Regions from separate parts of the Homo sapiens genome. Here regions 2 and 3 are each linked to region 1. The links are chromatin loops, found by intact Hi-C in ENCODE. Cell type or tissue: endothelial cell of umbilical vein. All regions are shown on one strand. Links, peaks and the distances in the headings refer to the core of each region. The heading gives the core; the rest is flanking DNA. Region 1 overlaps CLMN (calmin). Region 2 overlaps SYNE3 (spectrin repeat containing nuclear envelope family member 3). Region 3 overlaps CLMN (calmin).

The links. A loop is a pair of places that touch in the nucleus more often than their neighbours do. Peaks named below come from ENCODE experiments on the same cell type or tissue, not always from the same donor. Only the 100,000 strongest peaks of a DNase experiment are listed, where the experiment ranks them.
Region 2: a loop joins it to region 1, with 4 times the contacts of the local background. A loop is called at or near these places in 3 of 110 quality-filtered maps.
Region 3: a loop joins it to region 1, with 3 times the contacts of the local background. A loop is called at or near these places in 3 of 110 quality-filtered maps.

What each region holds. Positions count from the first base shown.
Region 1 is chr14:95,241,522-95,252,164 of GRCh38, forward strand. All of the region lies in intron 1 of CLMN (calmin), which reads right to left. Among named protein-coding and RNA genes, the nearest start is that of CLMN, 73 kb to the right of the region's middle. In endothelial cell of umbilical vein, for the core only: no CTCF peak of the experiment used is centred there; a DNase peak (open chromatin) is centred at 7,760; H3K27ac peaks cover 2,558 bases.
Region 2 is chr14:95,429,813-95,434,812 of GRCh38, forward strand. SYNE3 (spectrin repeat containing nuclear envelope family member 3) reads right to left here. Exons shown (of 18, transcript NM_152592.6): 16 at 3,448-3,597; 17 at 2,267-2,305. Among named protein-coding and RNA genes, the nearest start is that of SYNE3-AS1, 84 kb to the right of the region's middle. RefSeq lists an enhancer at 1,662-1,801. In endothelial cell of umbilical vein, for the core only: CTCF peaks have their summits at 1,598 and 2,571 (motif pointing left); no DNase peak of the experiment used is centred there.
Region 3 is chr14:95,181,368-95,186,367 of GRCh38, forward strand. It overlaps CLMN (calmin), which reads right to left. Exons shown (of 13, transcript NM_024734.4): 13 at 573-5,000. Among named protein-coding and RNA genes, the nearest start is that of DICER1-AS1, 26 kb to the left of the region's middle. In endothelial cell of umbilical vein, for the core only: no CTCF peak of the experiment used is centred there; DNase peaks (open chromatin) are centred at 2,544, 4,234 and 4,824; H3K27ac peaks cover 2,290 bases.

The DNA.
Region 1 (10,643 bases), core at 5,644-10,643:
CAAAAAGTGACAACAGCATGAACTGAAGTTTCTACCCTGAGCAGGAGAGGTAAAGACTGGAAACTATGATGAAGAAAGGCAAGAGGTGTCAAGTTCTCCTGGAGCTGGAAGTGTCACCAACATTTTGTGTTAATTAGCACAAGAGAGACCAGAGGCTGCGTAAGCTGGAGCCAGGAGACTGAGCTATGACAATGTGACAATACCAATGCTGCAGACACCAACTGATCCTTCTGAAATGCATTCATTTGAAAACAAACAAAAGTTATCTATATATACAAACTGTCTAAATGTATACACTCATGCACGCCTGTGTGTGTGCGTGTGTGTATATGGAACACACACGCACGCACACTCTCGCCGTAATGTCAACCACCTTCAACCTTTTCAAGGAAGTCTGGTCACCAGAGTACCCGAAGGGATTTTTGTTATTACAAGGTCTCCCTAATGCCACAGACCCAATAGCTCAGACCTCAAGAACCAGACTGTGACATTGAGGTCGAAGTTGGATCATTGTTCCTGGGCAGAAACCCTGTAGGTTACAAACGCCAGTTCTGCAATCTTAAAAAACCCACTTGGATTACACCTGTGATTCTCAGTCCTGGGTGCACATGATGGTCATCTGGGGAAATTTGAAAAAAAAAAATTGAGGTGCCTGGGTCCCATTCTAGACTAAGTGAATTTGAATCCTAGGGGTGGGGACTCAGGCATTTCTTTTCTTTTTTCTTTTTCTTTTTTTTTTTTTTTTTTTTTTTTTTGAGATGGAGTCAGGCTCTGTTGCCCAGGCTGGAGTGCAGTGGCGCAGTCTCAGCTCACTGCAACCTCCACCTTCCAGGTTCAAGCGATTCTCCTGCCTCAGCCTCCCGAGCATCTGGGATTACAGGCATGCACCGCCATGCCTGGCTAATTTTTTGTATTTCTAGTAGAGATGGGGTTTCACCATGTTGGCCAGGCTGGTCTCGAGCTCCTGACCTCAAGTGATCCACCTGCCTTGGCCTCCCAAAGTGCTGGGATTACAGGCATGAGCCACCATGCCCAGCCTGGCATCTCTTTTTCTTTTTTTTTGAGACGGAGTCTCGCTCTGTCGCCAGGCTGGAGTGCAGTGACATGATCTCGGCTCACTGCAACAACATCCACCTCCACAGTTCAAGTGATTCTCCTGCCTCAGCCTCCCAAGTAGCTGGGACTACAGGCGCATGCCACCATGTCCGGCTCATTTTTTGTATTTTTAGTAGAGACAGGGTTTCACTATATAGGCCAAGATGGTCTCGAACTCCAGACCTCGTGATCCGCCCACCTTGGCCTCCCAAAGTGCTGGGATTACAGGCATGAGCCACCACGCCCAGCCTGGCATCTCTATTTTTAATGTACCCCAGGTGATTCTGACACTGAGCCAGGGCTGAGAACCACTGCCCTAAGCTAGAGGTTGGCAATTTTTTTTCTGTTAAGGGCCACATAGTAAATGTTGCAGACTTTGAAGGCCCTATGGTCTTTGTCATATAGAGTCAAGTCATCATCATGGTGTGAAAGCTGCCAAAACACTGCATAAATGGGTATGGCTGTGTTATAACAAAACTTTCTTTGTATGATCAAGTGGTGGGCCTACTTTGCCAAACCCTGCTGTAGACTCCATAAGATTCACTGCCTGATTTAAGCAGGCATTTTAGATTCTTCTGGTGTCCTTACCGCTCATGGCCCAACTTTTAAGATTTTAAGATCCAGTTTTGGGCTTCAGAAGGAAAGATTTGTTTGCATTCTCTTTACTGTTATGAGAAAATCAAAGAGCAGTGGTGGATTGATGGGGTGATAGGTGTGTGTGTTGGGGGTAGGTCTGTGGGAACTAGAAAAGGCAGAAGTGTTTGTTACTTGCAAGTCAGGGAGCCCTACTTGAATTTTCTCCCGCCATCACCAAAACCAGTACTGAAAATCACATTTGGGCAACCATGCTTTTAAATAATTATTGCCTCTGTTTTCCTTCTTCAACAACTGACCTTTTCAAATCCAGTCCTAGCACTCACTCCTCCCTCACCTAACCCCTACTAAAATTTTTCCTTTGTTTGAAGAATCCAGGGGAGCATGGAGAAGAAAAATGATTCCTTGATTTTTTTTTCGGTAAAGTTTAAATAGAAATAGGTGAAAAAAAATCCAAGGTAAAATTTTTCAATAGATCAAATTTTGTTCAAGGAGAGTAATCTCCTCTATTTTTTTTTTTTTTTTTAGCACCAAAGAACCCAGAATTACTCTGCTTATTGGAGCACTCGACAATCCAGTTTTCTGACTGGAGAGGCCTTTCAGTAAAAGCAGCTTCTGATATGGTTTGGATTTGTGTCCCCACCCAAATCTCATGTCAAATTGTGATCCCTAATGTTGGAGGTGGGGCCTGGTGGGAGGTGATTGCACCACAGGGGTGATTTCTTTTGAATAGTTTAGCACCATTCCTTTGGTGCTGTTCTCTCAATAGAGTTCTCACGAGATCTGGTTGTTTAAAGGCGTGTAGCACCTTCCCCCTCTCTCTTTTCCTCTTGCACCAGCCATGTAAGAGGTACTTGCTTCCCCTTCGCCTTCTACCATGATTGTAAGATTCCTGTGGCCTCCCCAGCCATGCTTCCTATACAGCCTGCAGAACCATGAGCCAATTAAACCTCTTTTCTTTATAAATTACCCAATCTCAGGTATTTCTTTACAGTAGTGCGAGAACAGACTAATACAGCTTCTCATCCAACACTGTCATCAAGGCAGTCAGCCAGAGTCTACTTGAATGCCTCCCGGGATGAGGTGCTCAGTACCTATTCAGGTAGCCTGTTCCACAGTTGGGCAGCTCTAGTAGCCTAATTTTCAGATACTGAACTGAAACCTGTCACCCTCACACTCCCAATTATTGGTCCTAGTTGTGCCCGTTGAGTTTTCTCCTTATCCACAAGACAAGCTTTGAGATACTGGAAACCTGATTGTGGGTGCCTCTGGTCAAACATTTCTAGTTCCTCCAAAACTTAACATCGCATAGAAAAACTAAGAACGCACAGAAACACTCTACATCAGATGATTCTGACAGGGAAGTCTTGAGAAATGTTTTTCAGGCTGCTAAAAAATCCAGTACAATGGAAGGTTTTGTTACTTTTGTTGAAAGACTACTATAATTCTTCCCTCTATATATGCTATGAAAACTGTTCTTTGACACAGGTTTGTTAGGGGTCAATTTTTACGTGAAGATGAACCCGTGCATCTATGCAGGAGATGAGAACACACTAGTGCGCTAAAAGAAGGACATATCATATCACTAACAGATCCCCTTCCAATGGGGATCACTAACAGATCCCCTTCCAATGGGGGCTGCTGCAAATATTCAGGATTTCCCCTTTGGGGCAACAGGAATCTCATAACCACCTACAGTTCCTTTTTCACTTTGCTGTCAGGAAATTCATCCTTGAACTTGAAGTCCACCTTTAGCATATATACACATATATGTGTATACACACACACACACACACACACATAAGGATCTAAATCAATGAATATTTTCATGAAAATTTAGGTTCAAGGAAGGTTAATATCTAAATATTTGGGCCACATTCTCACTCATTTGCTAAAGGTGGACTTCAAGTTCAAGGATGAATTTCCTGACCGCAAAGTGAAAAAGGAACTGTAACTGGTTATATTATATATATATATATATATAATATATATATATATTATATATATATATATATTATATATATATATTATATATATATATATAATATATATATATATATTATATATATATAGTTTTGTTTTGTTTTATTTTATTTTATGGGTCAGGTAAGCTACCTCAAATGTCCAAGAATGTAGAGTATAATAATGAACAAGTGAACACATGAATGAGTGAATGCATAAGTAGGCAGAATGTCTTATAAATCTTTGTATCTTGCCCCCTCCCAGTGCCTGGTGTGTAAGTACAGATGCGTGATGGATGGACGGATGGATGGATGGATGGATGGATAGGTGGATGGGTGGGTAGATGGATGGATGGATAGGTAGATGGATGAATGGATAGGTGGATGGAGAGATGGATGGATGAATGGATGGGTGGGTGGATGGATGGATGAATGAATGGATAGGTGGATGGGTGAGTGGGTGGATGGATGGATGGATGAATGGATAGGTAGATGGATAGATGGATGGGTGGGTGGGTGGGTGGATGGATGGATGGATGGATGGATGGATAGGTGGATGGATAAATGGATGGGTGGATGGATGGATGAATGAATGAATGGATAGGTGGGTGGGTGGTTGGATTATTGGATGGATGGATGGATGGACGGATGGATGGATAGGTGGGTGGGTGGGTGGATTGCTGGATGGATGGATGCATGGATGGATGGATGGATGGATGGACACACGGATGAATGGATGGATGGATGGATGGATGGATGGATGGATGGAAAGCCCACTCCCTTTTCTACTCTTTGCATTTGGCCTCCAAACGCACCATGCCCATTATGATATTCCCTCGTATTAATCATGACTTTTTATTTTTTGCATATTCTGATGTTGTGACATCTGGGACTCTGCTAATACTAAATAAGCTGCTGCTCCCAGAGCTGACTGATTCCTAGCAATAGCACACAACTCACAAGAAACATGCTTTTCATATGAAAACCGAACAATCCAGAGCCCACACCTTTCCCTTCCTCTATCAGGCTATTATACTTTGAGACAATGTTTCCTGCCCTAATTACCTCAGGGCCAGGCCAGGAAACTAGGGACAGCCCCTATGCTCAGAGCCTGCTGAAATCACTCAAACTACCAATCCTAAACCTGCTGAACCTGCCTCTCCCATTCCTTCCTGTGAAAACCACAAGAAAGGTTCTTGTCCATCTTTCTTCTCTCTCCTTTTGCCACTTAATGGGCCGTGGGGCTTCCCATGGGGCCCTGCATGGTGTGGCACCCCCCTCCTCTTGGGAACTGTGAGTAACAAACTATTTTTTTGAGATGGAGTCTCGCTCTGTCGCCCAGGCTGGAGTGCAGTGGCGCCATCTTGGCTCACTGCAAGCTCCACCTCCCGGGTTCATGCCATTCTCTTGCCTCAGCCTCCCAAGTAGCTGGGAGTAGAGGCGCCCACCACCACGCCAGCTAATTTTTTGTATTTTTGGTAGAGGTGGGGTTTCACTGTGTTAGCCAGGATGGTTTCAATCTCCTGACCTCGTGATCCTCCTGCCTCAGCCACCCAAAGTGCAGGAACTACAGGCGTGAGCCACGGCACCTGGCCACAAACTGTTTTTTAAAATGGAAGTTGTCTCCTGATCTGTGGGCCTCACCATAGCTGAATTATAATAAAACCCACATTTTAAAATATCCCTGCCCCCAAATTCTTATAGAGTTTAGATCACTCATTTCCCAGCTGCAACCTTAACTGCTACTCTGTGAATCTAACCTCATCAATTCTAGGAACAAAATCTAGGTCTTCTCCCTCTTTGCACCTGCCCCCTGGACTCCCAGAGTTGCTGTTCACAGTACTGATCAGGCTGTTAATGTCAGTGACATCACCAGACAGAATTCACAGGCCAGAACCATGACAGCCTGGGTGAAGGTACTCAGGAATCAGTGTGGGACCCAGCAGTGTGCCAGCCCAAGGGGCCTTCTGAACATCCATCCCTGATTGGATGGGTCACTATGGCTATATTGGTGGAATTCTGACCTGGAATGAAGTCCCTACATGGTGCTTTTCTGGCACTGAGCCACTGTGAAGGGATTTCACCCAGGCCAGCATTTTCTATGCCTAGGTTCAGGTATCCAGGGAACTTCCCTGGCTACATAATGAGCAGCAGATGTACACATGCTTGGCCAAGGCTCAGCCATCTTGGCATTTAAATGGTCAATTAAGGTGCTGCATCTGATTGGCCCCTGGGAAGAAAAGAGGTGCTGTGCCGCATGGTGCCATCAGGCATGAAGGAACCTCCCTGAGTCGAGAGGCTGCTGGTTGTCGGATCTCTGCTGCACAGCTCCATGTCTTTTGGGCTTCCTCTTTGCTCTGCACTGTGCACACTTCATCCTTTACTCTGACCCAGCCAACCCAGGAGACAGGCACTATCATTATGGTGTGCACACCAGAAGGGTCTGCAGACCCACTTTTGTATAAGGATGTCTCCTCCCTTACCACTGATCCACGTGGTAAGAGCACTGGGACCCTGGCAGCCAACAATGTGGTCAATGGATCAGGGTTGCACCTGAATCCATTCCTTGGAAATTCAGAATGGGACTATGATTCTGGACTCCAACTGACTGGTCCTTCGAATCAAAGGGATGGTGTGCAGGCCATTAGCTGCTACGTGGACTGGAGAGCAAAGACTAGTGAGGAAGGAAGAAAGAGAGAGACATAGAGATGAGAGAAGAGGAGAGAGAGAAAAAGAGAGAGAAGGAGAGAGAGAGAAAGCATGCAAAAGAGAGACCTGTTCTGGCCAGTTCCTGAGGCCCCACTACACCCTAACCCTTGGGTTTATGCAACTCTGCTACTCTTAAAGTAAATCCAACTTTTTAATGGTGCTCTCATGGGTTTCTGTTGGTTACAATTAAAAGCAGCTCAACTAATTTCTTCAATAAGCAAACTGCAAATGAAAAAAAAAAAAGAGGAAAGAGGGGAAAAGAAACTTGTCAAGAGAGGCTTAAGAGACACACCAGCTCGTTGCAATGTATGGGCTTTGATTCAGACAATTTTTTAAAATATTTTAAAAAATCATTGTATTCTGAAAGTTTGAAAACATAACTAAAATTCTTAAGAAAATATAAAATGCCAAAATTAGGGCAAGAAGAATTGGGAAATTTTAAATAAACCAATGAATGTTAAAAACAGCAACATAGAGACCTTGACTCAAATATTTCTGATCCCCATCTTGCAGCTGTGCTAACCAAGGCACAGAGACGTTAGGTTACCCATCGAAGAAATGAGAGCGAGGTTTGAACCCCAGGCCTGGCCCTAAAGCTCACATCCCTAACCATTACACAGTACTGTCCGTTGACCTCGTCCCTGACCAGGACACCAGATGTCACTCATAGCATGTCCCAGTAAACCACAAGGAAATCATTAGCAGAAGTATTCCAAGTCCTTCCAAATTAGGTCACCACCCCCTGCAATGCTGCCTGCCACCTTGGAGGGTCCCTCTGCAGATGGATGCGTGCTTTTGGTGGTTATTTGCAATTTCAAATATTTTAGTCAGTTCTTCCCTTCTGCAAGGGAAGAATCCTGTCTTCAAAGTCTAAATGCCATAAAAGGGCTTCCCTGCATAAACAAGCCTGCAGTGGGGGGAACTGGAATAGGAAACAACGTTTTTATCATAAGCTTGCCTGTATATTTTTTCTACCATAAGTATATATTTGATAAAAGTTTTATGTTTTATTTACAAAAAATTACTATGTACCCTGTACATAGTGCAGCATTTCTGATCTTCTGTCTTCAACACCAATCGGGGGAAATATTTACAAATGTTATATTTGACAAGAAAATTTTCTTTGTACAAAATGAGTGGGTATCTACAGTAGAACAAAATTGAAAATTACAACAGAAAAAAAGGCACATGGATTAAATTATTCTATGACAAATGATTTCCTTTCATTCTTCCTTCTACGTTTGTTGCATTTTTGATGGCTTAACACTATTTTGACCACATTGTGTGTGCACCAGTAAGGTATGCTGCATAGTGGACACAGCTGGCTGCCTGCCCAATATCTTTTCTCGCCTTTCCTGAATGGTAGCCGTTGTCACTGCTATTTATCTTGCTTCCTCTTCATCACTGCATGTTGAGCAGATAACTTGTCTTTTAGTTGATTAGCACAAGGAACCAGACACATTCAAACCTGGTGGGAAACTGGCACAGTCCTGCCCGATCCTGGACTTTGCACCCTAGCTGCAATAACATAATGAAACTTTGTAGCCCTCTCCCTTGGGAAGAAGGTGAGTCATGTCTGTGTATTGGAAAAGGGTATGTACAAATATCTTGGGAAGCTAATGGGGTGGACCGAGACAGATGCTGCTGGTTGCCTCCCCAATATCCATTTTCCCCTTCTTTCTAACAAACAGAATCCCAATTTCTTTCCTTTTCTTTTTCTTTTTTTTTTGAGATGGAGTCTCCCTCTGTCGCCCAGGCTGGAGTGCAGTGGTGCGATCTCAGCTCACTGCAACCTCCGCCTTCCGGATTCAAGCAATTCTCCTGCCTCAGCCTCCCAAGTAGCTGGGACTACAGGCGTGCACCATCACACCCAGCTAATTTTTTTTGTATTTTCAGTACAGACGGGGTTTCACTGTGTTAGCCAGGGTGGTCTTGATCTCCTGACTTCATGATCTGCCCACTCAGAACCCAATTTCAAGTTAGCAATCTTCCTGGTTTAAAAACAACCATTTCCCAGCCTTCTTGCACTCAGAGGTAGCCATGTAACAAAGTTTGGCCAAGGAGCTGGGAGTGGAACTCAGGGAGTAGGGGTTCCAGGAATGCTTTTTAAAAGGGGGCAGACAATGCTGGTGTGTGCCCCCGTTCCCATTCCTTTAATCTGCCTTCCCAAAACAAAGGTGCGAAGCTGGATTACACAACCGCCACTGCTAAGAATGACTGAGCAGTGAACAGAGGTAGCTGGTTCCTGAATGGCCCTACTGGGCCCCAGAACTGGGCCAGGCTGTCTCTCTCTGGGCTTATTTGTATATGATCAAGAAATCCTCTTTGATGAAGCCATTGTAAGTCAAGTTTTTGTTACTTGCAGGTGAACGATAAAATAGACATCCTTGTGTTATTACAAACCCATCATGTGTGACGGTAAACAGAATGCTTACTCAACCATATCCCAATTGTTGGATATTTCAGCTAGTTCCAATGTTTTTTTCCTGCTGCTATACATACTTCAGTAATAAGCATTTTATGCATAAATGCCTGTGGGTACTTGCAATTCTATAGCACTTTACAATCTGCAAAACTCTTCCAACTCCATTCTCTCATGAAGCCAGAGAAAAATAATTCAAGATAAGATGGCTCGGCAGACAAATAACAGGCAACAGGCTCTCTGGGATGTGTTCTTCCCTCTGTTATGTTGCCCCACATGTAACTTCTTCACAAAAAGCCATGCAGTGTTCATAAATATTGGCGGCTGAGCCAAAAGCAAGAAATGCAAAACAATTACACATCCTGAAGAGCTACAGAGCATGTCATCCAGGTTCTAAAACCCTGCAGATTAACTCTATTGGAGGTCACCCCGTTAAGTCAGGAAGCCTGTCTCTTACTTCAGGTACAAAGAATGAACGAATGCAGGGGACTAAGGCATAAACAAGGGCTCATGAATACTGTATATTGCTTGGGGCCTCTGAAAAACATAGGGGGACTGGCCCAAAGCCTCAAGATGATGAGCTACATGTTTGCATGTGGGAGCTGGGAGGGGAGGAGAATGGAAAGGACAAGCACTAGAAAAGGTGGCAAGGACTAGGAGATCTTGCAAAGGTATTAGGAGAGGGCTGGTTCTTAACGACAGTACAGGAAATCTGCTCCAGGGACCACCTGGAGCCAAACATCACCTCCTCTAACCTCTGGATTTCCTGAGTGCACTTTTTATTTCCCATGTGGTATGGAATACGCATTTGGCGTCTGCACTCAATGATCTCATGTGTGTGTGTAATGGGGGGTGGGTGTCGCAGGGCCAAAGGCAACGTCCATCTTCTTGGTTCTTAGACAATGATGATAAAACCACCACCCACCATCCTGCATTCTAAGAAAGCTTTGTGCCTCTGCATGTGATATTCATTTTGTGGATGGGATCCAATCATTCTGGCTGTGAATCGAATCCCATATTCTCACCGGCCAACCCTATAAAATCAGAGATGTAGTAAAAGGGACTCGTCTCCTAGTCAAGTGGTCTTTGCACTCTTTAAAACACATTTGTTCCCTACTTGTCCGATTCTGAATGTCTTCGATTGTATAAATACAATTCTTTTGTTACAGAACGAGGACGACCTAGCATCTGAATCAAAAAGGTCATTGTATACCCTTGAGTGTGAAAACTAGGAACCTGTATTTATTAAGTTCTGTGCATGGCTCTGGGCACTTGAGAGATAGGTATTATTATCTCTGTTTTGTAGAGGAGGAAACTGAGGCTCAGAAAGGTAAAGGAATTTTATGCTCAGGGTCACACACATAAAAATGATATTCTCAATGTCTTAGAAAGATTGGCTGTAATTCTGGGAACATGCAGTGTCACAGGGAGAATTGTGGGGCCTTTGCTGGTGAACAGCACCTCTTCCCATTGTTCAACTGTCTCTTTTGTTGGAGTGCTGGAGCTCCTCAGAGCCTAGTGGTTTTCTGAGACACATTCCCTTCCTTTTACTTATTCTCATAGCTCCAGGCACAGGTTCTAAACTTGGGTCCAAGGACCCGAGCCAGGCCTGGGGTCTCTTTATGCAGAGATGAGTTTTCTGCACTCAGCCCCCATGGAGGAGAAGGATTAGCGAGGCAAAGCCCAACTTGATTGAAAAATAACTTCCCTGCAGACCACTTTATGGCTCTGCGCCTCTTCCTTCCAGTCCTGCTGGGTCTGGGCCCAAGACCGTGGACTCGGGGTGGTCCTTCCTTCTCCAAGGGGCCGGAAATTACCAAAGGAGCAACAGGGGGTGCTGAGTGTGCCAGCTGAAGTCGGGC
Region 2 (5,000 bases), core at 1-5,000, 180 kb after region 1:
GCTCTCTGACCCAGAGATTCCCACTGTGCTACTGAGCAACATCAGCTGGACATGTGCGCTCTGGTCCCATCCCCCTCTCTCCACCCAAGCAGGATGTACAGTCTACAGGACAGGTCACTGCTCTTCTGTTCACTGATCTTGGCACAGTCAGAACTAAGGAAGGAAGGAAGGAAGGAAGGAAGGAAGGAAAGAAGGGAGGGAGGGAGGGAGGGTAGAGACAGCAATGAACGCTATGGCTGTGAACATACCACAGTAACACATTAATTACAGGTTGTAGGAACCTGAGGCTGTGCTGGAGGGCTGGTGTTAGCCAGCAAATGTCACTACTCAAAAACATTTAGTGTGCACTTACTATGTGCTAGGCACCATGGCTAGACACCAGGGGGACCAGACTTGACACCCACATGGATCCTGGCCTAGGGGCTGCATAGGTGGGGGCTTCCAACCAGAGAGAGGCTTAAAGTGCAGGAGCTAGAGTCGGTCTGGACACAAGGTCCTAGGTCCCCCGTCTCCCACCAGGACCCACCAGGCTGGCCTGTGTAGAGCACCTGTCCTTTCCTGATGATTTTCCCTTTCTCATGAGAAGTGTGTTTGTTATTCTAAACTGGGGGGTGTTGGGGGCAGGGCTTAAGTGATCAGAAGCATTTCTACTTTCATATACAACAGTTCACACGATCTTCAAAATAAGTTCATGAAGTAAATAAGGTTGCCATTAATAGTTCCATTTTAGGCTGGGTGCAGTGGCTCATGCCTGTAATCCCAGCACTTTGGGAGGCCGAAGAGGGTGGATCACCTGAGGTCAGGAGTTTGAGACTAGCCTGGCCAACATGGTGAAACCCCGTCTCTACTGAAAATACAAAAATTAGCCGGGTGTGGTAGCGCATGCCTGTAATCCCAGCTACTTGGGAGGCTGAGGCAGGAAAATTGCTTGAACCTGGGAGGCAGAGGTTGCAGTGAGCTGAGATTGTGCCATTGCACTCCAGCCTGTGTGACAGGAGACTCTGTCTCAAAGGAAAAAAAAAAAAAAGCTCCATTTTATAGATGGGGAAAGTGAACCCCAAGGGGCCAAACAACTCCCTCGAAGCCACAAAGCCAGTTGGTATTGGGCCCAGAGCCCAGCCTTGATTTTGTGACTGCCCTGCCCAGTCCATTGGTTACCCACTCTCCTATAGATGTTACTTATGACACCAGCCAGAGGCCAAGAAGAAATCACAGATTTCTAGGAAACACAGATTCCAAAGAATGAGAGATCTCAAGGAACTCAGAGCTCCTTGGATCAGAGCATGCCGGAGGAGGCTCGTGTCATTACGGGCCAATGCCTAGCAGGAAAACACAGCATTCATTCCCTTGGAAACAGTGGCACTAGGAGACACCGATTTACACTTGGCTTTTCCAGAAATGGGGAGACACCCCAGGCCCCAGGGAAGTCTTCTCCAAGTCACAACGTGGAAGTTTAACAACATGAGTTTTGGATTCAGAGGCCAGAGACCACTGAGGGGCTGAGGCCTTCCTTGAACAAGTCACTTCAGGCTTGCCCCTTCTGTTTCCTCGCGCTGAAAGTTGAGATTATACTGCCTCCTAGGTGTCACTGGGAGAGTTACAGGAGAGGCCCTAACCACAACTTAGCACAGTTCCTGGCACACACAGTGGATGGCCAATACATAGCATCTCGAGTAATAATCATACCTATTACTCATTGTTGTCGTTATTACTGCTGTTATTGTTATTGCTTCAGCCTGCAAAGACCCTGGGAGTGACTCTGAGCACGGCTCAGTAGGGTAAGTGGAAACACCTGCCTAGTAGAACTCAAAGGCACAATCCCTCCCTCTCCTGTCCCTACCGAGCCCCATAGACTCTCCATCACCAGGGTGGCCACACCGTCCAGTTTGCCCGCAACAACCCAGGTTTCCTGGGACAGTCCCGGTTCACACCTGCTGTCACAGCATAATCATTGGTAGCATCTTTGTCCACTCCCCAGCGTGTCCTGATTTAGGAGGGTGAACTCCAAGATCCCCTCTCTGCTATGTGCCTGTCCCAGCGGAGGACTCTGCACACCCTGCCAGCCTCCCCCCAAGCCTGGGGCTTCTTGAAATCAAGAATCCTGGGGCCCAGCACAGCGCAGCCCAGAGTTGATCCCCCATAAATGTTCTTTGGTCTTCCTGGAACCTTCCAGAAAGCCCACGAGTCTTGCCCCAGTGTCACGGGCCCACCAACCCTCCAGGCACCCTGCCTGCTAGCCGTGTGGAGCAGATGGCAGACACTGTACCTTTTGGAATCCAGTCGGCTCCCCTGGAGAACTTTGTGTCTGTTATTTTAGGGAAGGAGAGGAAAAGGGGGGAAAAAAATAAGTTAAGTGAGTGAAACTTAAATCCCAACAGAGCCTGTAATGGAATATTCGTTTTGTCAGGGGAGTGTTTCTTTAAAACTTCTGGTCATCTGGACAGCCTGAGCCAGCAGATGATTCGATTTAATGAGCTTTTTAACACACTTCAGGCCCAGCTGGGATTCTGTCTGGAAAGGCCGTGGCCAAGGCCGGCGGGGGCCATGGCCAACCTGGCTTGGGCTGGGCTGACACCTAGTGGCCGTCTCGGCTGCTCCCGGGCCAGGAAAGCCTGGGGCGCCCAGCTTGGGGCTGGGGTCTGAGGCTGAAAGGGCCCTTAAGGGCCAGCTCACCACCCTCCTCAGACTTAGGGACCTAGGAAACTTAATGTCCGTGCCTCAGTTTCCTCATTGGTTCACAGGGCATATAACAGCACCTCCTTTAAAGGGCTGTTATAAGGACATAGCATTGAGCAAAGGTTATGATCATTACTAGTTTTGCTATTATTATTATTATTATTATTATTATTATTATTATTATTATTATTTGGTGTGAGGAGACACAGGGGCCCCCGAAAAGGAAGGTGCTTGCTCAACTAAGACACAGGGCAAGTTAGAGACATGGGGCTGGACCCCAGGGCTCCTGATGCCACTCCAGTGCTTCCCCAGGTCACGCCTACAACACACGGGTGTGTCTGCAGGCTGGCTCTGCCACTGACCACCCACGCGGCCTCGGGCAAGGTTTTTCACTGCTTGGAGTCTCAGCTCCCCTCTGCAGTCTGGAGATACAATGACTTGAGCAGAGGGGAACCGTACAGACTGAATGGGACGGTGCACACAGGGCCCTCGGCTTGGGAGATAGGAAGCACTCCTTACACATTAATTATGAGGTCACTGCTGTCCTGACTGGGACTTCAGCCTCATGAGGTGGTTGGATGGCCAAATGGCGTCACCTAAGTGCCCAGAACCCATGAGTGTCCCTGTCCTCTGCCTGAGTGGTCACCACTGTCTGGTGTGTGAATGCACAGGGCAGGGTGGATGCAGGCTTAGCACTGTATCCCCAGGCAAATACGGCCCAGCTATAGTCCTGTCCCTGGAATCTGGGACCTGCACATCCTTGGCACCTACCAGCAGGTGGCCAGAGTCCTTCAGCTTGGACTTGTACAGCATCCACTGGTAGCGCAGATCTTCCAGCTCATCCGAGGTCCCCCTTGCTGGCCCGAGACGAAGGAGGTTCTCAAAGAGATGCTGACCTTCTGGCACCCGAGCCTCCAGCTCCTGGGGGAAACAGCAGCGTCATGGTGCGGCTTCCAAATGGCCCAGACAGCCCCACCTGAATGGTAAGGATGGGTCCATCAAATTTCACTTGACAGACAGGTAGGCAGGGAGGAGGCAGACAGAATCCATAAAGTGGGACTCCCATCTGTGCAATTCAAGCCAAGGCCTAGCCCTTGCTCTCAGGAATGCTACAGGATGGCCTCCTGCATGGAACGGGCAGCTGGGCTGCAGACCTCCAGTGGTCACTTCCAAATATGACATTCCAGGACCAAGTCCTCCAGAGGGCTTGACTAGAGTTCGCATCATTCTAAAAGCTGTCATTGTGAACATGTCTTTCTGTTAGCATTTTGAGCCTGGCAGAATGGTGTTTTAATGTGCAGATTTTTCTCAGGAAATAGAAGTACTGTGTTCCCTTGGGATGGAAACTTTTATTCTCAGGACTCCTGAGAGGTGGTGTGATGGGGCAGTAGGAGCGGGGCTATAAATCCGGGAGCCCAGTTTTAAATCCTGGCTTTGGATCCTGGCTCTGCCCCATTCTACTAGCATGTAATATGGGACACCTTGCTTAGCTTCTCAGAGCCCACAGGAATGTATGCTGTACAAAAAGCAAGGGGGTTTAACTTGAGGAACGGAAAGTCATTTCTGATATGGCTGGAGTTGGGTGGTGGTGCGGTGGGGGGAATGAGAGGAGTAGCCAGATATGAGACAGGAGAGGCAGGCAAGGAAGATTTCCAGGTAATGGCCAACTAGATAATTGGGACCAAACCTCCCACTAAGGACAAAATATTTAAAGCATTTTAAAGGCATAAAAGTATTAACAAAAGAATGTGAGGCACACCGGGCCACAACTTGGGAAAGAATGAAAACCCAGGGCAGTCAGTGCTGTGTTCAGATCTGCTTTTGCCCACAGAACATTTGCCAATTTGGAAGGAATAGCTGTAAAACATCTTTGCTTTTGGCAGCCTCACTGGGCTGGGGAGACAAAGGCCAAAGTCTGGGGCCTGCAGAGGTAGAGATTCTGATAGGGTTCATTCACCCTTTTGCTGAGCTCCTAAAGCCTTCACCCTATTAAAAATGAACCAGAAGTAAACCTGGACCTTGTGTAGACTTGCAGCCCAGTTCAAAGTCATCTTAGTAGACCAGGGAAACTCAAGCCTTGAACTTGGATTTAGTGGTCCCAGAATGAAAGGTCCCTACTCGCCTGGCAGTAGCAAATAAAATCAACTCTGGAGGAAAAGATTATCCTAAATCTTTTTTTTCTTTTTGAGACAGAGTTTCGCTCTTGTTGCCCAGGCTGGAGTGCAATGGCGCGATCTCGGCTCACCGCAACCTCTGCCTCCCAGGTTCAAGCAATTCTCCTGCCTTAGCCTCCCGAATAGCTGGGATTACAGGCATGCACCACC
Region 3 (5,000 bases), core at 1-5,000, 66 kb before region 1:
CTGCCTCTTCTCACTAGACGGTCAGCTCTGGGAGGATAAAAACCTTGTTTTGGTTTCCTATTATATTCGCAGCAACCAGAACAGTGCTGATGCCAAGTAGGTGTGTAATAAATATTTGTTGCACCACCTTTTATTTGCTCTCCCTCTGTCCCCATCTTACTCCTGCTGCCCTTGGTTGCATCCCCTCTGCCCTCAAATGATGCAATCATCACGTCAGCTTTGGCTCAGGCTCTGTCTTCTGAGGACCCCTGGCAACTACAGTAACTTCCTGGAGGTCACACAGCTAGTAAAAGACAGATCTAGGATTCAGACCTAGGCAGTCCCACTCCAGAGCTGCATAGCTACTACTACTATTATTACTACTACTTGGAGCATTACAAAGGCTCTAGGCAAGTTAATGCAGTTTAAAAAAGGGCATATTCTCTACAATCTCTACCACTCTAAAGCCAATTGGCTTCGCTTCGGCCCTGGCAAAAGTATTATTTGTTGGGACTATTTGTTGGAAAGATAGTGTAATTTCTGGTTGTCAAAACCACAAACACACATGAAAATAAGTATCATCAACGAAATCGTCAGTTCAAGAAATTTATATTCAAAAATTTTCTTAAGAATACACATGATTTTACAAGATCATTCATCATAGCACCAAGCCTAATATTCCTTAATAGAAAACAGTCAAATAACAAATACTCCAGTTAATTCCCACAGGTATAAATTATTCAAATAGCCATTTATATCTTAATTTACAGTAATCAATAAATAAGACGGCACATTCATATATTGTTTATAAAGATCTTTTTTTTTACAAAGCTACAGCTATGTATATCCTAAATAGACAAAAATAATCCTTGTACTACAAAATAACATTTCATTTTCCTCAATAGTTTTCTTAGAGCTCTCAGTAAAAACTTTCAGACATAGTCAATTAAGCCCTGCACAATAAGGAAACATTCAATCTGCTCAATAGACCAGACTCCCCCAAAATAAAACAATGATCACCACCCACTACAATATGGTCTGAACAATCTCCTGTCTCCAAGTTTAGTTAAGTCTGTCCTGAGGATGTACAGTAGGGAACGACCATTTTTCCGTGTTCACAATTTGTCTTTGGCGGATAGTATCAGCACCACTGTGAGTGACATAGGCAGCATCTTATGGTGCAATTTCAAGGGCAGAGGGCAGGTGTCCCCTGCACCACATTCCCTCCCCACAGCTACCGCCCCTACCCCAGGGACATTCTACACAAACACACCAGCATTTGGCTTAAGGGATCCTTGTTGGAATGCAAACGGCTCCGATTCTGAGTAGAATTTCAGAAGCCTTTTTGAGTCGTTACTCGGGGAAGGGGAAAAGATGAGGGATGGGAAGATCTAGTCCTGTACAGCTATTTATTCCTGCAGTTGAACTTTTGAATTTAAAAGAAATTCCCTTAGGAAACTGCCTCAGATGCTGACGTAATTTAAGGAGACCAATTTCCTTCTAACAGCCCTAGGAAGCAGATTTCCCAGGTTCTACTTCAAACATTCATCTGAAACCTTTAAGATTCAGACTACCTTCTGTCTGACCAAACTCTTCCCAAAGGCACCTTTCTCAGATACTAAAGCCAAGAAGCACTGCCCTAAGCTTTGGGCTGATATACAGAGGTACACTTGCTTTAAGCAAATAGGCCACTTATTGAGATAAATAAAAACTACCTTCGTAACCTTTGGATTTTTAAACTTAGAAAGGACTTTTAAAAGAAGTCTTCCCACTTCCAACCCAGAGAGGTAAATTCAAGGCATCTGCAGGTGAGCCACAGCTAGGACGTGGGTTCTCCATACCCATACCAGTGTTGGCCTGCTTTGGACAATGTCAACTCTCCAGACAACAGGCACTCCCAGAGTTTCCTTTAAAAAAGTGTCTAAATCCTTGCATGACATTTAGCAATACTGGCATTCTGGCACAGCATGGGCTTGTAGAGAATACACACCTATTGATTTTTGCTGGGGCTAAAGGAAGTGGTAGCTATTGCAAACAGAATACAAGTATCAAATGATATTTTGCTATTTTGTTTTTTGTAACAATGCAAAAATCACTACTTTTAAGCTTAAAATACAGGAAAAATAATAATCCCTGCCTCAGAGACCAACCAGTTATGAATTCATCCAAGTAATTCGTGGTCTCTACTTCTCCATTTTAATTACACTGCCCTCAGGCCTTCTCTACTTTTCTTTTTGAAGGAGAAAGCCCAATTTCCTACTCTGTGAAGTACGTGTTAGAGGTGCAGAGATGAGCAGCTGGGGGCAGGATGTATAGTTAATTGGAGGCCCTGAAGAACTGTCTTTGATGTTGGACACTGAGATTTTACTGCAAAAGACCCTTTCAAGGCGGCCATTTTGGTTGCAAATTTGCAACTGCAGTGAAGTTTAGAGTGTTTGAAAATAACAGTCCTATGTTCCCAGTTCTGCTACTTACTAGTTCACGCTATGACCTTATTTTTCTGTCCTGTGCTTTAGCTTCCTTTCCGAAATAAACACCTCCCACGATTGTTCTAAGGGTCAAGTGAGTTAATGAGTAAACAATGGCTTAAACTTCCTCTTGCAAAAAGGCCTGAGTTAGATTTGAGACAGGGTAGCTCAGAAAAAAGTAATGGATTGGAGAGAGGTTGGAAGAAGCTATGGTACACTAAGGGTTAGGGAAAGAGGTATAGTCAACGCTTGCTTCAAGAGGAAGGAAATAGAGAAAAGGGGGCTGCTGGGCATCCTACAACTTCATAAACTTTCAAGAAAAGTATTTTTCATCCAACAAATATGTGCTGAATGCCTATAATGCACAGAAGCTCAGAAGTTAGTTTGCCAAGATCACCCAGAGATCTGGTGACAGAGCTGGGACTCCAATCTAAATCTGGCTGACTCCCAAACCTGACTTCTTTCTCTAGCCCACAATACCTCCCAGAGAAGAAGGCAGTGATTAAAATGAAAACAAAAAAAAGGGTTCCTTTAAAGAGAACACTGCTAGATGAAGCTATTCTTGACATCTGAGTGTCAGGGATTTAAACAAATTAGCAGTGCGATTGAGGCCGTGGATTGTTGAGGCATGTGTATATTTAAAAACAACTTGGTCAAACAGTACAAAATACTGGTTGTCTTTTTCCCATAGACAAGAATGTTTTTTGGCATGTTGCTCCAGCCCTGGCTGGGAGGAACTGCTTGCTTGATGTGTTCTCATCAAGGTTCTCAGAACAAGTTCTAAACACAAAGAAGCCAGTATTCCCAGCATTGTGGGGTCTGGCAACTGCAGAACACTCAGCTCAGAAACTCTGATAACTTTTGTGGGCTCTTGGGGAACCAGCAGCTCTGAGTCTCCAGGCTTTTGACCCACACCTGACCAAGCTCACCCCATGCCCTGTCTCACACACAATGGTAGAGAAGTGACAAGACCTGAAGGTCCTGTAGGACTCTTAAGAAAAATCAGAGTGAAGGCCAGGCACAGTGGTTCATGCCTATAATCCCAGCATTTTGGTAGGCCAAGGCAGGAGGATCACTTGAGGCCAGGAGTTCGAGACCAGCCTGAGCAACAGTGAGACCTGTATCTATAAAAGATAAAAAAATTAGGTGGGCGTGGTGGCATGCACCTGTACTACCAGCTACTTGGGAGGCTGAGGCAGGAGGATTGCCTGAGCCCAGGAGTTTCAGGCTGCAGTGAGCTGTGATCACACCACTGTACTCCAGCCTCGGTGACAGAGTAAGATGCTGTCTCTTAAAAAAAAAATCAGAGTGAAGAGGGCAGGTGCTCACGTGGAGCCCAAAGATACAGGTGTCTGCACACGATGGAAATGGAACCTGTGCAAAGTCCATGCAAAGTCTGTGCACCGGGCTCACTTCCATGAGCTGCTGACTGCTGTTTTCCAAGGAAATGCCTGATGAGAGCAAGGCGCAAGATCTGTGGAGCTCAAGGGGATGCTTGTGTCTCATGTTTGGTTCTCCCACGCTGGCTGTTAGGGGAAAAGAGCCATAGCAATTTTCAGCACAGAAGCACAATAATGCCCACTCCAGCTCCCAGCCTTCCACCACCCAACCCAGGTCCTGGACCTTGTCATTAGGGCAGCCCCCTCATCAGTTGGATGGGACAGAACAACCTGCTATGTGGTGATGGTTCCAGATGGCAGCTGCTGGCCCAAGACGTTAAATCTTCCCCAAATGCTGTGTCAGCAGTGATTATGCAATGTCGGGGAAGGAGAAATAACACAGCTGGGCCTCACAGGGCTTTGTGCAGTCTCATTTCCTGGCTGAGAAGGTCCCGAGATACCAGGCTGACTGGAAGCTCCCACACAGCCCATTTCTGGGACCTGAGGGCGCAAGGCTCCACAGAGGAATACCGGCGGGGAATGCAGTGGAGACCCCCAGGAAGGTGTCTCCAAGCAGAAGGGAGAGAGAGGCCGTGTCTCAAAACTCCAGAGGCTTCTGAAGTCCTTCTGGAGAGTTAAGAAAATCGGAGCTCATGTGAAAGCATTCTTGTCATACAACTGCCTTCCAATGGCATGACCACGGAAGGAGAACAGCTCCTCACCAAAGCAGCCATGATGGATTCTGACATTTTCGTAAGACACATCTGTACTTGCTAATTCTGACTTTTGTTGGAGAGATGAGCTCCATGGTGTTCTGAGTCCCTAGCGATGGTGGGTAGGGAGGTTAGCTTCAGCAGCTGAGGCTGTGGTTTTGTAGTAAACTTAACTGGGAATGAAGATGGCTATCTGGAGGTCATCAACTAGCAGGGCGACTAGTCGTTTCCTCTTTCTAATCTTCAGTTTTTCATCTCTTAAATGAGGCACTGAACGCTTACATAATTCCTGAGGTTTTCGAACAGTCTGTGACTTACAGAGATCAACAACACAGGCTGCCCCCAGTGCCTCTGCCTTCCCTCTGTTCCATCCTGATAAAGAGCAGGCATGCACTGCATGGGAAGAGGGTGGGGGGAACTATGCTGAACCTCAGAAATGGAGACGCCCATGTTCTGGGTGG